Linked DNA regions of Mus musculus: region 2 is linked to region 1. A link is a loop called in an ENCODE intact Hi-C map of the cell type or tissue named here. Cell type or tissue: left cerebral cortex. All regions are shown on one strand.

What was found. A loop is a pair of places that touch in the nucleus more often than their neighbours do. Peaks named below come from ENCODE experiments on the same cell type or tissue, not always from the same donor. Only the 100,000 strongest peaks of a DNase experiment are listed, where the experiment ranks them.
Region 2: it touches region 1 in a loop (4-fold over the local background); 7 of 42 quality-filtered maps call a loop at or near these places.

The regions. Positions count from the first base shown.
Region 1 is chr9:98,982,902-98,990,901 of GRCm38, reverse strand. Faim (Fas apoptotic inhibitory molecule) reads right to left here and starts at 4,529. Exons shown (of 5, transcript NM_011810.3): 1 at 4,390-4,529. In left cerebral cortex, a CTCF peak has its summit at 4,682; DNase peaks (open chromatin) are centred at 4,072 and 4,569; H3K4me3 peaks cover 1,826 bases; H3K27ac peaks cover 949 bases.
Region 2 is chr9:99,441,671-99,449,670 of GRCm38, reverse strand. No RefSeq gene overlaps it. Among named protein-coding and RNA genes, the nearest start is that of Mras, 9.0 kb to the right of the region's middle. In left cerebral cortex, a CTCF peak has its summit at 4,637 (motif pointing left); DNase peaks (open chromatin) are centred at 2,143, 5,520 and 6,528; H3K27ac peaks cover 265 bases.

The DNA of each region.
Region 1 (8,000 bases):
AGCAGCCAGAAGAGAGAAAAGCAGAAATGCAGCAGGGAGAGGTTGGAAGCGACAAAGACAGCTACAAAGGCTTTTTTTTTTTTTAAACTTTGCGATCCTTTCATAAATTGCCCACATGTTCAATTATGTACAGGAGAAGGGCAGTCTTTTGTTTTCAGAGAGAATTGAGCATACAAATCAGCCAATCCATTTTTCTTTGTTAAATGTTTACAATGTATTTGTTCATTAAAATTTTTTTTCCTTGAGTGTCTCTGTGTAGCTCTGGCTATTCTGGAACTCACTCTGTAGACCAGGCTAGCCTCAAACTCACAGATCTGCCTGCCTCCCAAGTGCTGGGATTAAAGGCGTGCGCCATCACTGCCCGGCAAGCATTTATAATTTCTTAAAAATAGTTTGTTAAAATGGGGGCACAAATTCTAGTTTATCTTGAATATTATATCATATTAGAGCTGTCCGAGCCCAAGGGACCACCCAGTCCCAGGTGTCTTCCTGGAGCACAGGAAGCCCCAAGGGTTTGCGGCCGTGCTCCAGGGAGCACACCAAATGCTGAGACAAACAGTGAGTATGTGAAACTCCAAAGCAAACACGGGGGCAGCTTCAATATTCAGGGTGAGGTTTAAAACCCAACCCTTCTATTTCAGAAGGTTAACATAATTTAAATCATTTTCCCCCAGAGACATCGTCAAAAGAATATGCCAGCTTGTTCTGTGAGAGCAAAGTTTATTCGCTTATTTACGTCAGCCAGCAGGGCCGCAGTCCTACAGGTCTCACTCTCTCCAGCAGAGGTGCATCTAGAAGCAGAGACCAGGACCAAGCAAGGAAGGCACTGTTTCGGTGTTAGTTAAGTTTCATAAGCCAGAGGTGTGCCTGTGCTTACAGGTGTGGCAAACACTCCATGGAGAAGGCAGGCGCTAGGGAACTACTCGGAAGCATACAGATGCTAACACGCACAGGAGATGCAGGAGAGGAAGCTGCAGTGAGCAGCCTACTCCTGGCAATGCTTTTATAGATTCGTCTGTGTTTCGCCCCCAAGGCGTGCTCCAGTTTTAACACCCTCTCAATAAGTGTCTTCCCCACCTGGATGCCCAGGGATGCTTCCCTTTGCTAACAAGGAGAAACTGCCGACCCCTTCTGCTAGAAAGAATCAGGTGCCACAAATCGTTTCAAAAATATTCCAGAAGAAAGGTTTCTACGTCTAGCAACAGGATATACCCAGTGATGTACTATAACTACTGAAGGCCTTCTCGGCATATCAGAGAGGACAAAGGGATGTCACCCAAATTTTGCTATATGACTTTTAAGAGTGTTGTAGGAAGGTCACCACTCAAACCTGAGAAAGTTCATGTATTTTGTAATCTAAAGAGCTCCAAATATTCCTGAGATGCACTAAATAAAGCACGGGGCTGGAGAGATGGCTCAGTGGTTAAGAATGTGAACTGCTCTTTCAGAGAACACTAGTTCAATTCCTACCACCCAAGGCTGGCAGCTCCCAACCACCTGTAACTCCTGCAATAGGAAGTTCTGATGTCCTCTTAAGACTCTAAGGGCACGGGCACTCCAGTGCACACGCGCGCACACACACACACACACACACACACACACACACACAAAGTAAAAGCAAGTTTTTCTTAAAGATGAGACATAGGTTCCTTCATTTGAACACCTTTTTAATCCAAGCATCATAGACACTGGGTCATTGGGTTTGGTAGCACATGCCTTTGATCCTAGCATTTGTGAGGCAGAAGCAGGCAGATCTTCATGAGTTTGAGGTCAGCCTGTTCTACATAGTGAGTTCCAAGACAGCTAGAGCTACAGAGTGAGACTCTGTCTCAACAAAACAAAACACCAACAAATAAATAAATAAAATAAAAGACACAATGAGTTGAAAGGGAAGTTAAAAAAACAAGATTAGACCAGTAGTAGTGGCTCACATCTTTAATACCATCACTTGAGAGGCAGAGCCAGGTAAATCTCTGTGAGTGCCAGATTAGTCTAGTCTACAGAATAAGTTCTAGGACAGCCAGGGGCACACAGAGAAACCCAGTCTTGAAAAATCAAAAGGAATGAACAAACAACCCCCCAAACAAACAAACAAAACCCAGAAAAACAATTTGAAACTAGCAACAGATATTGATACATGCACACTTATTCACAGACTGCTTAGAAATTAGTGATGTTGTGCGCTCCAATAATTTAGAGGGCACATCTTAGGAAAAGTTATATAAAATATAATAAAATAAAAGTTAATAAAATATAAAGGAGTAAGCAACTATCTGACAATTTCTATTTATAATTGTGAGTGACAAATTGGCAAAACACAAATTCACAAGTCAATACAAAATTAGCTTCTGTGTTTGTTTATTTTTTTTTTCTGTAGATATGGTCAAATAAGAAAAAGGCTGCCTTAGTGAGAGTCCGCAAGCATTTCAGTTTTCCCTGTTCATATATCCACTGTTTTTTAAGCAAGACTTAAGATTTGTTATTATTTTTATCATTTTGTGTGTGTATGTGCACATATGCACACGCTCCTGTGCACTTGTGCACACATGCACACATGCATGTGTGAGTACAGGTACCCGTGGAGGTTATAAGAGGGTAGCAGATTCCCTGCAGCTGGAGTTGCATGTGGTTGTGAGCTTCTGCGACTCTGTTCTGCAAGAGCAGCAGGCCCCCCTAACCTCTGTCTCTCCAGCCCCCAAAGATCTATAACTCCTTTAAAAAGACGAACAAACAAACAAAAAACTATAAACCTTTTAACAGTATTCATGGCTTCTGAAAGGCGGTGAAGCACGGAATCCTGTGCCACTTTCAAGGAGAAACTTTTAAAAGTGCTTTCTACACAAGGATTAAACCTTGCTACAACCCAGTCCCACAATTTCCACAATGAAAAGTTGTAACAAAATCATTGAGCTCACCTCTGCTAGACTCTCTCCCTCATTATGGGGATAGCAAAGTAACAGAGGCCTCTTTAAGTGACACCCCATTGCTATTCCTAATCTGTTCAACTTTCCAGCAAGGCCACAGGCACAGAGTGTAAGGAATATTTTTTTCCACAAGATCCCATCTGGAAGTGTAATTCGCATCAATAAATCTCATATAACATTTAAGAACATGTTCAAAACACCTCTGCAAGGGTCCTGCTTTGGGATTCCACTACAAGTTTGTTTTTTTGTTTGTGTGTTTGACCGGAAGTTCCAACAGTCTTGTGGCTTGTGATCTTACACACTTCAAGTTCAGTACTTTCAAAGCTCATTGGAGTTGCTCTCTTGGCCCAACAGGGTTTTTTCTTAATTTACTTTGGTTGTGATCAATATAATTCATATTATACCTTGTTATTATACCTTCATATTACCACTTGTTTCACACCTGTGTTCTGACCCCACCACTCTGTCCTAAGCCTCACCATGACCTGCACAGGTCTGCTTTTAGCAGAAAACCTTATATGGAATAACAACCCCCAGATCACTAACGATGATTTTACTATATACTGTATTTCCAAAATCCATTCGGTATTTCAGAAACGGTGCTTATCTAATCTAATTATGATGACGTCACCAGACACTAACACCGCCCACAATGACATTTACATGAGCATTGGTTGCAGTACAAGGCAATTTTCAAATTTTCAGACTTGTGTTTACTCGCTGTTACAGGTGACAGATTGAATGCAACGTTAGATGGTTAAACAGCAAAACAACTCAAGTTACCTGTCCCACCATCTTCCACCTTGAGTACAGCGTAATTTCGCTGGGTTTCATTGAACCAATTCATTCTATACCTGAGACAGGTCTCCAAGTCAGCCTTTGCATGAGAAAAACAACAGAATTCTAGGAAGAGACTATAGAATCCCACTCTGCCCGCTGTAAGATAACAGGCTCCTTCATTAAGCAACTCGAGTTGAGCTTATTGCAACACTAGAGCGATTCAGGAATAAATCTGTCCCTAAAGCCAACCTCCACGAAGGAAGTAGCCACAGCCAGCAAGGATGCTGCAGTGAGCTGCTCTCAAGAGCTCCCGACCACCGAGCGAGGTTAGCTCGGCCTCCTACAACCCCTGGAGGTACGTGTAGGTAGGTACTTGTAGGTACCTCTCCGGGGTATTTGGGCCAAGGGCCGCCTGGGACGCAGTCAGGAGCGGCACCGAGACTCGGACACGTCCGAAGCCCGAGAACTCCGGACCGCGCCACGAATACTGCGCCGAGGCACCGGAGGGTCCGCAGCTTCGGGTGGCCGCCCCACACCCCTTCTTTCCGGGGCCTCTTGCCCTGAGCCCACACTGCGGCTTGCTGTCTGCCGACCGAGGCCTGGGCACCACGCATCTCGGAGCCCGCTCGGCCAGGCCGAGCTGGAAGCGCCCGCCGAAGCTGCCAGCACCGTCTCCCGCGCTCACCTGCTCCGCGCGCCGCCACCGGCTCCCGATCCCACGACGTAGTCAGCAGCTCTCGCGGCCGCGCCCACCGGGCTCCAGCACCCGCATGCCGGGCGCCCAGCCTCCTACTGCCTTCCGGGCTCAACGAGACCCCGCCCACTGCCCTACTGCGCCTGCGCGAGTGCGAGAGCCCTTTTCAGAGGCTCCGCCCACGCTCCGCGCGAAAACCAATTCCCGGTGTCCGCCTCCATAGGCCCCGCCTACCCTCCGCTTTGGGGCCAATCCTGCTCCTGCTGTGCGCCGCTCTGCGCCCTTGTGCACAGTTGAGCGCTCTGCGGTGCGCCCTGCTGCGCCGCTGCTGCCCCTAGGCCCTGTGGGTGTCACTTTCTTGTTTGTTGTGCAGGTCTGACAGCAGCTTTTGTAGCCTTCCGGATAACCCGCACCTCCGGGAGAGGCAACTCGTCCGCTGAGACCCTTTGTTCCCACTGCCCTGCCGGCCTTCCATTCTCTGCTATAAGAACGGTCATTTTAGGTGGAAGAGTCCAGCCTTTGAAACCCTCTGTACGACCACAGGGGTCGTTTGGCTGCCGAGCCTTACACCTAGCCCAGAGGTTTTTGCTCGCCTTGTCTCCCTATTTTATATATACTTCTTCCTTTAGTGAGATGTTTGAATTTCACTTACTGACAGACAAACCTTAGGGAAAGAGTATAGAGTTCAATAATATAATAGGGCGTTTAGTTATCCTGGGTGAGGTCGTGGGTTATGTAAATTATTTTTAGTGTATATAATACATATGTACAAACACACAACCACTGAATTGTCCCTAATGCTATTGTAAAGTCTCAGACAAACAGGTAAGTAAGTAATGTCGGATAGAATCTACAGTTTCATTTATATAAAGGGAACGAACCAATGAGAGATTTTTTTTAAGTCTGATAAAGATTTAATTTGGGAGTGTTTGTGCCTGTTTAGTTGATATTTAAGAGAATCTCACTACGTAATTCATAAGAGCCTCACACTTGGATTCCAGACCCTCCTGCCTCAGTCTCCCCAGTGCTTGGATCACCATGCCTATCTACCCAGCCCTCAGGAGGTTGAAACAGGAGGATTGCAAGTTCCAGGCTACCCTAAGCTTTATAACTAAGCCTTGTTTCAAAAAACTAAAGTAGTAAAATTTAATGAAGCAGAAGTTTCAGGCACGGTATCTGCAACATTAAAGAACACTGGTCTACTTAATATTCTGAAATTTCTGACTGTCATGGCAATAAATTTTTTTTAAAGAAAAGAATAGACAAATGGGAGAGAACTGGACAAAACAGATGGCAGACACATTGTACCCCTTACATAAAAGAGTTTCTATGAATAGATTTTTAAAATGCCAAATGGTGTTTTTCAATTATTGGTGAAATGTTCAAGTAGGATATTAGAAGGACAGGGAATATAAATGGTCAATTTAAAAAGACCTTTTCTGATTTCTAGCACTGAGGGAAAAAGCTTACTCTTACCATGGACTCAACCAACTGCAACTCAAAAATCTTTTGTGAGGTCTAAGAGTTGCCTAGCATACCCGAAGCCCTCAATGTAAAACTCAAACACTAAAACACACCATCAAAGACTCACTATGCACAAATACAAACATCTATAATTTAATTGTACTGAATACATGCAGACTTATTATTCCCATCTTCCTAGTCCATAAATATGATATGACTATTTATATAGCAACCGTATTACAAATAATCTAGCAATGATTAAGTATATGGGGCTGGGCATATAGGTTTTGTGCAAATGCAGGGACATTATATGTGGAATGTTAGCATTCTTGGATTTTTTTTTTTAAGTGCTGGGAATTAAGCACCGGATATCACACATGCTAGGCGGATGTTTGTTAAACCTTCGGCCCTCATCCTTAGATTTCAGTATCTACTGGGAATTTCTGGAACTGATTCTCCACAGACACCAAAGGGATGGTGACTGTATACAAACTGACTGGCTTTAATGAGAGAAATGTATTCCTCATAGTCTTGGACTCTACAAGCTCCAAATCAGGTGTTGGCAGAGTTCGTTGCTCTGTTTGAGAGGGAAAGCCTTTCTGCTGGTTTTCCATCTTTGTCAGTCCTTGGTTAATGAAGGCATCATCCTGGCTCTGCCTCTCTCTCTCTCTCTGTCTCTCTCTCTCTCTCTGTCTCTCTCTCTCTCTCTCTGTCTCTGTCTCTGTCTCTCTCTCGTGTGTGTGTATGTGTGTGTGTGTGGTGTGCGTTGCACACCTATGTGGGCCATTTCCTTAAAAAGATGACATGTAAGCTGGATAGAACTAAAGACTGCTTAGAGCAATTACGTTCCTCACTTTAACTTACTTTGTAAAAACACTAGCCACAAAGTCACATTCTGAGGTTCCTCAAATTAGCACTTCAACATACAAATTTGGAGGGGGCATAGTTTAACCTGTAACATACAGTCCCAGAGGGAAACTGAGGGCAGAGGCAGGGTTTGGAGCATTGCAGCTGCAAATCGAAGACTACCAAGGACTGTTAGTTGTCCTCAGAGATAGACAGAAATGGAGAAGATGCCTCCTTAGAAGCTTCAGAGTGAGCAGGGCTGGCCAGCATATCCATGTCAGCCTGTCAGCCCCTGGAACTGTAAGAATATGCTCTCATTCTTGCTTGTTTATTCAGCCACTAGTAAGTCTATGGTGCCCTGTTACAGTAGCAATGGGAAACTGGTCCGTCGGACACCTTGAACTCAGTGGATGCACGCTGAATGAATGACCACACCAGCACATATATCTATGGACAGATGAACATGTGGGGTTGGTAGAGGAAAGTGTTCACATCACAGAGAAGCCATTTTTCTCATGAGCCGTATAACATTGTGTGTCACAGACACTGATCCTGCCCACGCTGGCGGACATGACATCAGAAGTGGTACAGGCATCCTTCTTGTTGAGTCCTGCTTGGCGACTTTTCCTGGAGGGATGGGAACTAACACCTATTCACTCTTCACTCTAGGTAGGGCACCAACTGCTGGCCAAAGAAACTAGTCCCACTTTATCTAGCTTTGTGAACAGATTGGTTTGTTATACAGAGTGCAAGGATTCCCACAGGAAAGTCTCCTCTTCCCCAGCAATTGTTTACTGCTTAGATAACCTCAGTGAGGGGGCTTTATGCCTCAAGAGTCTTAGGATTTTCTTCTGAACTCTAATTTTCTTGAGAGTCTGCCTCCTGAGCAACCTCCTACTCCCTCCCTCTTCCCTTCATAAGGAATGTTTAAATGTGGAGGAGACAGCTACACGCTAAGAAAACTGGCCAGACTTCCTGGTGTGTGCCCAGGCTGTATCCAGCCAAGCAGAGCAGAGCACAGTGTGAAAACATGTCCCTCTGGCTGCCAGGGACCTTTTATCCTTCCCATGGGACTAAGGCACTGTTGCTGCTGCAGCAGCAGCAAGAAATACTCATCTAAGCCTCTCGATTAAAAGCATTCTCTTCCTTCTGCCATTGGCCCTTCGGGATTCCCTGGATTTTGTTTATACGAGGAAGCGTTTAGATTTCAAAGGCATGGCGATAGCTTTGGGACAGTCTCCCCTTCACATTCTTGTTCTTATTCTCTGTCGTGCTCAATGGGATTCTTTAAA
Region 2 (8,000 bases), 460 kb before region 1:
GTGTGTGTGTGTGTGTGTGTGTGTGTGTGTGTGTGTGTGTGAGAGAGAGATACGGATTGGGGGGGGGGGGGGACTCCACTCTCTCAGAGGAGGAAGGGAGAGGGAGAGAGAGGGACTATGGAAGGAAGTGACCAGGAGTTGGGACAGAGTTTGGGATGTAAAGTAAGTTTAAAAACAAAACAAAACGAAACAAAAAAAAAAGCAAAAAAGTGGACTGTGAAGGCACATGCCCTTAATCCCAGCACTCCGGAAGCAGTGGCAGGTGGACCTCTGTGAATTCAAGGACAACCTGGTCTATGGAACAAGTTCCAGGACAGTCAGAGCTACACAGAGAAACCCCATCTCAAAAATCCAAAAGAGGAGGAGGAGGAAGGAAGAGGAGGAATTGGGAGGAGGAGGAAGGAAGGAGGAGGGAGGAGGAGGGAGGAGGGAGGAGGAGGGAGGAGGAGGAGAGAGGAGGGAGGAGGAGGGAGGAGGAGGAGGGAGGAGGGAGGAGGGGGGAGGAAGGAGGAGGGAGGAGGAGGAGGAGGGAGGAGGAGGAGGAGGGAGGAGGAGAAGAATTATTACTAAATACTACATCTTGTCTGGCCATGTGTCATCCTTCTTCCAGTTTTTCATTTTAAGTGATAAGGAACTAGAAACTCAGAAGGAGGATGGAAAACTTCTCAGCCCAAACAACTTGGCTAGCTCTCATATCTGCTACCTTCGCTTCTCTGAGCCTGGAAAAGGGGCAGCCTTCTTCAGCCTCGGTTTCTGAGTTTTAATGAGGAATACAATCCTTGACACCTAGGAATGCTCTAGAACACGCATCTCTGGACACTTCCAGCAGTGCTACTGCCGTGGAGTCATGTCCTCTTCCACAGAGTGAGATGGTGCTGGACAGCAGCTTCAGAAAAGGACCACAGTGGCTGCCCCACCACATCACTTGCATCCTGATGCAGCTATTGGATTAACTGTCCCCAGTCAGACTGGAAGACATGGATGGGTGCCACTCTTTTCTCTCATTATGTCGCCCAGGCGGGCCTTAATTTGTGATTCTCCACGGGGCTGGGATCCCAGGTATGAACCACCGTAGCTTGATGAACTACAATTTACCAGAATCGTTTGCCATATTCATAGCTGGGTTCTGTCCTAACAAATCTTCGCCTCCCCACAGGTCAATACTATTATTGTTTTCTATAAGTTATAAAAAGCTCCAATTCTTGAAATTTTAAGGAAAAAAAAATAATGAAAGTAAACAAAGTTACCTCTAGGGGCCTCTCGGGGCTGGAGGGATGACTCAATGGTTTTGAACATTCTCTGCTCTTGCAGAGATCCTGAGTTCAGTTTCTGGCACCCACAAGGTGGCTCCCAACTGCCTGAAACTCTACTTTCAGGAGATCCCATGGCCTTTCCTGATGACAGCTCTGGCACACATGTGGACATGTCCATATACTCAGGTGCACATACATACACATAATCAGAAAGGGTCACCTCTGTGTTTAGGCGTACAGTTCCCTGTCCCTTTAGTCCTCTGCTGTTGCTCAGGCTGGTTGAACTTATGAGTTCAAATAACCCTTTAGCCTCCCAAGTAGCTGCCATTCTAAGTGCACAGGACTCCGCCCACTTAATTTCAGGTTTTACTCGGATTCTTGTTTCTTACTGTGGTTGTAGCAAATAGCACAGAGAAATTCTTTGTGTGCTCTTCCGGGGGTTTCTCTCAATGGTAACAATTTTAAAAATTATAATACAGTATCATAAAGAGATTACTAGTGGTGATGCAATTTACTCATTCAGGTAGCCTGTGTACTGCTTGCTGTTTCTCTCTCTCTCTCTCTCTCTCTCTCTCTCTCTCTCTCTCTCTCTCTCTCTCTCTCTCTGTGTGTGTGTTCTATAAACATTTTATAAACTGCACAAGTTGGTGGATTCACTGCTATTCAGAATTCTGAATATAACAAACACTATGTTGCCCTTTATAGCCACGCCCACCTTCTTCCTGGATCTGGTCCCAGCCCTACCCCTAGCCTGTAGCTAAACTTTTTGTCATTAGAAAAAGTTTTACAAAAGTTATATAAATGATATCAAACAATATGTAATCTTTTGGGGACCAGCTTGTTCATCTGGTATAATTGCCTCGGAATTTGAAATTCCCCTGGCCAGCATCCCAGTAGTTGTGTGTATTCATAATTTAATTCTTCTGCATGGCTGTGCATTCCACAGTCTTGAAGCACCATACTTTGTTTCAAACTAATTTTTGTGGGGGATGTGAGGAAAGGGCCAAGGCTTACCCTCCCACATAATTCTGGCTGTGTGAGCCGACATTGAGAGGGTTACCTTATTCCATTGAATTGCTGAATTGCTTTCTCTTTTGAAAAAAAAAAAAAAATCAACTGGCTAGGCCAGGCACAGTGGTACACACTTTTTTTTTTTTGGTTTTTCGAGACAGGGTTTCTCTGTGTAGCCCTGGCTGTCCTGGAATTCACTTTGTAGACCAGGCTGGCCTCGAACTCAGAAATCTGCCTGCCTCTGCCTCCCAAGTGCTGGGATTAAAGGCGTGCACCACCATGCCCGGCTAGTGGCACACGCTTTTAATTCCTAGCACTGAGGAGCAGTGGTTCTCTATCAGATCCAGATCAGCCCAGTCTACATAGCAAGTATCAGGCCAGCCAGGGCTATAGAGTGAGACTCTGTGTTTAAAAAAAAAAATCATTGCTGGGTGTGGTGGCACACTTGAGGCAGAGGCAGAAAGCAGGGGGCAAGGGACAGAGGGCAGGGGGAAAGAGGCAGGAGAGGCTGGCGATCTTCGTGAGTTTGAGGCAGCCTGGACTACAAAGCAAGTCCAGGATAGTCAAGGCTGGTTACATTGAGAAACCCTGTCTAGAAAAACCACACACACACACACACACACACACACACACACACACACACATCCATTGACTATACTAGTGTGTGTGTTTTAGGACTTTGTTGTTGCTCTTAGTAACCATTAGATAACAATCAAGATTATCTCTAAATCACATAATCAAAGTAATTCAATTTTCTTTTATCTTTTATCTTAGTGTACAAAGCAGTGTGTTTAATCATAGCATTTTTCATGCTTGTTGTTTTCCTTTTCAGCATCCCTTTGGTTATTTTTAATTACTTTGCTTTTTATATAAACTTCAGAGTCAGCCTGTTAATGTTTTTTGGAAAATTCTGTTAAATTTGAGTAGCAGTCAGATGACTATAGGATTAGCTCAGAGAGAACTGGCATTTTATTGAAGGTGAGTCACCAAATCTGCAAACAGAGTGATCTTTCTATTTTATCTTCTTCCCAGTTCTGGGGATAGAACCCAGGGTCTTGGGCATCTAGATCAGGCTAAATCATCAGACTTCTATTTTTCTTTTTATTTCAACAATGTTTTCTAGTTGTTGAAAAAACCAAAATCCATTAGCATTCTGTGATCTTCTACATTATTGAAATATTTTATTTACTCTTAAAGAGATTTCTTTTTAATTAAGCTTATTGGGGTAGTGTCTGTGGAGACCCGAGGACTCAGACCCCCCCTGGAGCTGGAGCTGAACTCAGGTACTCTGGAAAAGCATTCAGCACTCTCAAACAACGAGCCATCTCTCCAGCTCTGAAATATTTTATTTGTTAGCTTCATTTTTAGTTATTTGCTGCCAGAACATGGAGATGCATTCGTTTGTTTTGCGTATTGACTGCTATTCTGAGATCTTGCTAAACTTACTATTGATTGTTAGTAGTTTTAAGCAACACATTTATTTATTCTTTGACAATCTCATACATTTACCCAATGTATAAATCATATACATGTTTTATCATATCCATCCACGATTACCTCCCTCCAGCCTAGTGGCCCCATTTTGTCTTGCTCCCACTTCCTCTCTTAATATTACTAATAAACTCCTTGTTAGTCTAATTAGTGTGCTCCATATAAGTATTTCGTCGGTGGTGACTTTTGTGGTCCGTGTTGTTTGAGATAGGGCTTCACTATGGAAAGCTGACCTTGAACTTATTCATAGCGATCTGTCAGCCTCTGCCCTCGTCGCTCCAGCGCTGGGATTAAAGGCATATGTTACCTGGGCTGGGGTGACTGAACTAAGAAGATGGTAAGCCAGCCATAAAGTATCTCTCTGAGCCTGACAACCTATATCCATTGGGCTGTATTTTCCTCAAGCTGCAAAGTTAGCACTACATCAAAGTGATGAGTCCTGGTGGGACCTCCTAGTGCATTGGCTACCCAATTCCTATGCTGTGACACACCCCAGCCCCTTTCCTTTTTCTCATTGTCCTGCGGTGAACCGAGGAGTTTTGGCAACCTTGGTACTGTTTTTGTTTTGACTAATAAATTCTTCTTCGTCTCTGACCTAGAAGCGTCACATCTGCGCCAGCACCTAGGAAACTACGGGGAGGCTAATTGTTAGCTTGCAAAGAACATAGAAATCGCACATCACAATGGTTTGTTTAGGATGGGCTCAAACTATTTACCAAGGCTGCCCTCAAACGCCTGGGCTCAAGTGAGCCCCTGCCTTATCTTTCCAAAGACCCAGGGGGCAACAGGCATGAGCCAACATAGTGGCCCCCACTTCATAATCCTTGACAACTGCAGAGAGGTAATGAACGGTGTCTACTGACGGGGAAAGGAGAGCGCCACCTTCTGGACTCTATTCACACTCCTTTCCCAACTAGGTGTCCTGACAAGCCTGTCTGAGGCAGGGCTGTAAATCAGGCTCTCCACAGGCTTCATTAGAAGGACCTCCTCCCCCACAACCCCACAGGCTTCCTCAAGTTGCCCCTCAGCTGAGTGCATTGCACTAAATGGCCCTCTGGGATCTCTAAACCTCATTAATATTTATCTCAAAGATTTGTGTGCATTTTTGAATATTACACGCTGTATTTAGAGTATCATTGAGACTGACTGCTGTCTAAGAGGACCCTGCTCGTGTGGCAGGCAATAGCCTCCGCCCTAGCTCAGTCTCTCAGCAGCTACCAGGAAATGCTCGCCAAGGATTTTAGTTTTCAATAAAGAAAGCCAACCGGATGCTTTTAAAAGTATTGCTTAATTTCAATGCTATCATTTTTATCAAATGTAAATTACCAAAAATGTCAGGTTCTGAGTAAATATATGTTTCTCAAATGACTCATACTCCTCTTTACCCAATTCTCAAGGTTTGGGAAGTGGTGACATTAATGTCAAAAGACATCAAATTTGCCATCTAGAAAATTAGATCTCCGCCCCCCCCCCCCCACCTCCCCAGCCAGGCACAACACTGGTGTGTACAGATGCCAGTGGGAACCCATTCTCCTGGAGGCACCTACTCTGAAACCACGCCCGTTCTCCTGTTAGGGTTCACAAAAGCAATCCCTGCAAATTCCCAGGGAACCGAAGCTCCAGGCTTTCTCTGCATTCGCTGTATCTGGTCTTTGGAGGAGTCTCTGAGAGTGTGAATCACAGAAAGGAGACAAGAAGGCTCTGGGCATCCAGTCTGCATCTGCCTGCAGCACAACCATTGACAAGGGAGGTGTGAAAAGCAATACCGCAATCTATCCTTGGCAACATAGCAAGTTCAAGACCAGTCTGGGATACATAAGCTGCTGTCTGTTATGAATAAATAAATAGGGCTTGAAGAGATGGCTCCGTGCTTACGGCAGCTTGCGGTTCTTGAAGAAGACTAGGCTCAGTCCCCAGCACCCACATAGTGGCTTACAGCTATCAGTAACCCAACTTGCAGGTGGAGTTTCATTCTCTGAGAATATGAAGCACTCACATGGTACACATACATTCTCATATATACATAAAATAAAACGAATAAAATCTTCGTTTAAAAAAACAAACCAAAAAAAGAATGAAATTGCAAAATGTTCTTTTAACTCTTTTTTTTTTTTTTTTTTTTTTTTTAGACAGGGTTTCTCTGTATAGCCCTGGCACTTACTCTGTAGACCAGGCTAACCTTGAACTCAGAAATCTGTCTGCCTCTGCCTCCCAAATGCTGGGATTAAAGGCATGTGCCACTACCACCCGGCTGTTTTTAACTTTTTTTTTTTTTTTTAAGATTTATTTATTTATTATGTGTAAGTACACTGTAGCTGTCTTCAGACACTCCAGAAGAGGACATCAGATCTTGTTACAGATGGTTGTGAGCCACCATGTGGTTGCTGGGATTTGAACTTAGGACCTTTGGAAGAGCAGTCGGTGCTCTTAACCACTGAGCCATCTCTCCAGCCCCTTGGTTTTTTAACTCTTTTAATGAAACCAACATTATTGGAAAGCAAGCTCATTACCAGCCTATGACTGAACCAGCATGGGGAAGCCCTGGTCTGTGGGCCAGAGGCTCCTTGGCCTGCCACTGTCCCTCTGACCTCCGCTCCAACACATTTTGTTACAGACGAGTGTGGGAAGGCTGGTTTATCAACACTCTGACGCTGGTGTCTATATTTAAGATATGAGTTCATCTTAGTGCTGGGCCTGGGTCTTGTTTCAGTTTGAGTTGTATTTCCCAGCATGAGCTGAGAAGGTAGGCAATTCCAGAGGAGGCCTGTTCCCGAGAGAAGACGGGGGAGAGACACTGAGCCTCGGTGACAGAGAGAAGACGGGGGAGAGACACTGAGCCTCGGTGACAGAGAGAAGACGGGGGAGAGACACTGAGCCTCGGTGACAGAGAGAAGACGGGGGAGAGACACTGAGCCTCGGTGACAGAAGAATCTGGACAAGGATGTGAAGGGGCTTAGATCCCCTGCTCACCTCAGGATCTGCTTGCCATTGTGACGTGTCATCATCTACGAAGTTCATACGAACTGTGCAATGGAGTTACCAAAATACATCACATAGTGCTTTAATTAAGTTTATGGCTCTGTATTGGGCTGCATTAAAGCTCTCACTGGCCTGCAGGCTGCAGATCGGACATGTTCACAACATACTTCATTCTCAGTGGTGACCTTTCAGGTGCCCCCTCCTACACGTCCACATTTCTGCCTGGAACTATTTCTTTCTGGCTAGAAACTGTTTCTTCTTTTACTGCCAGTGGGTAATGAATGTCCTCAGTTTAGGTCCATTTGAAAGTTTATTTCATTTCATCACTGGAGGATGTGGTCAGTGACCATGAGATTCAAAGCTGGGGTCTCTTACCTTTCGCACCTTAAATGAACCACTCCATCGTCTAGCTTGCCTAAGTCCTGCTGTCTTGTCAACTTCAACTTCGCTTATATCTACTTTTGTGCATGCACATGTGCACACACTGTGTATGTACTGTGTGCACATGCATTGTGTGTGCACATGTACTGTGTGTGCATATGCACTGTGTGTACATGCACTGTGTGTGCACATGCACTGTGTGTGCACATGTACTGTGTGTCCACATGTACTGTATGCATACCCACTGTGTGTGCACATGTACTGTGCGTGCATATGCACTGTGTGTACATGCACTGTGTGTGCACATGTACTGTATGCACACCTACTGTGTGTGCACATGCACTGTGTGTCCAAATGCACTGTGTGTGTACATGCACTGTGTGTGCACATGCACTGTGTGTGCACGTGTACTATGTGTCCAAAAGCACTGTGTGTGTACATGCACTGTGTATGCACACTCACTGTGTGTGCACATGAACTGTGTGCACACCAACTGTGTATGCACATGTACTGTATGCACACCCACTGTGTATGCACATGTACTGTATACACACCCACTGTGTATGCACATGTACTGTATGCACACCCACTGTGTGTTCACATGCACTGTGTGTCCAAATGCACTGTGTGCACATGCACTGTGTATGCACACCCACTGTGTGTGCACATGTACTGTGCATGCATATGCACTATGTGTACATGCACTGTGTATGCACACCCACTGTGTGTACACATGCACTGTGTGTGCACACGTACTGTATATGCTCATGCACGGCAGAGGCCCAGTAGCACTGAGTCATCTGGCTGACAGTTTTGGAGTTTGTTTTATTTTGTTCATTGCTTTTATCAATTATCTTTCCTTTTTCAGTGGTTTAACTATAATAG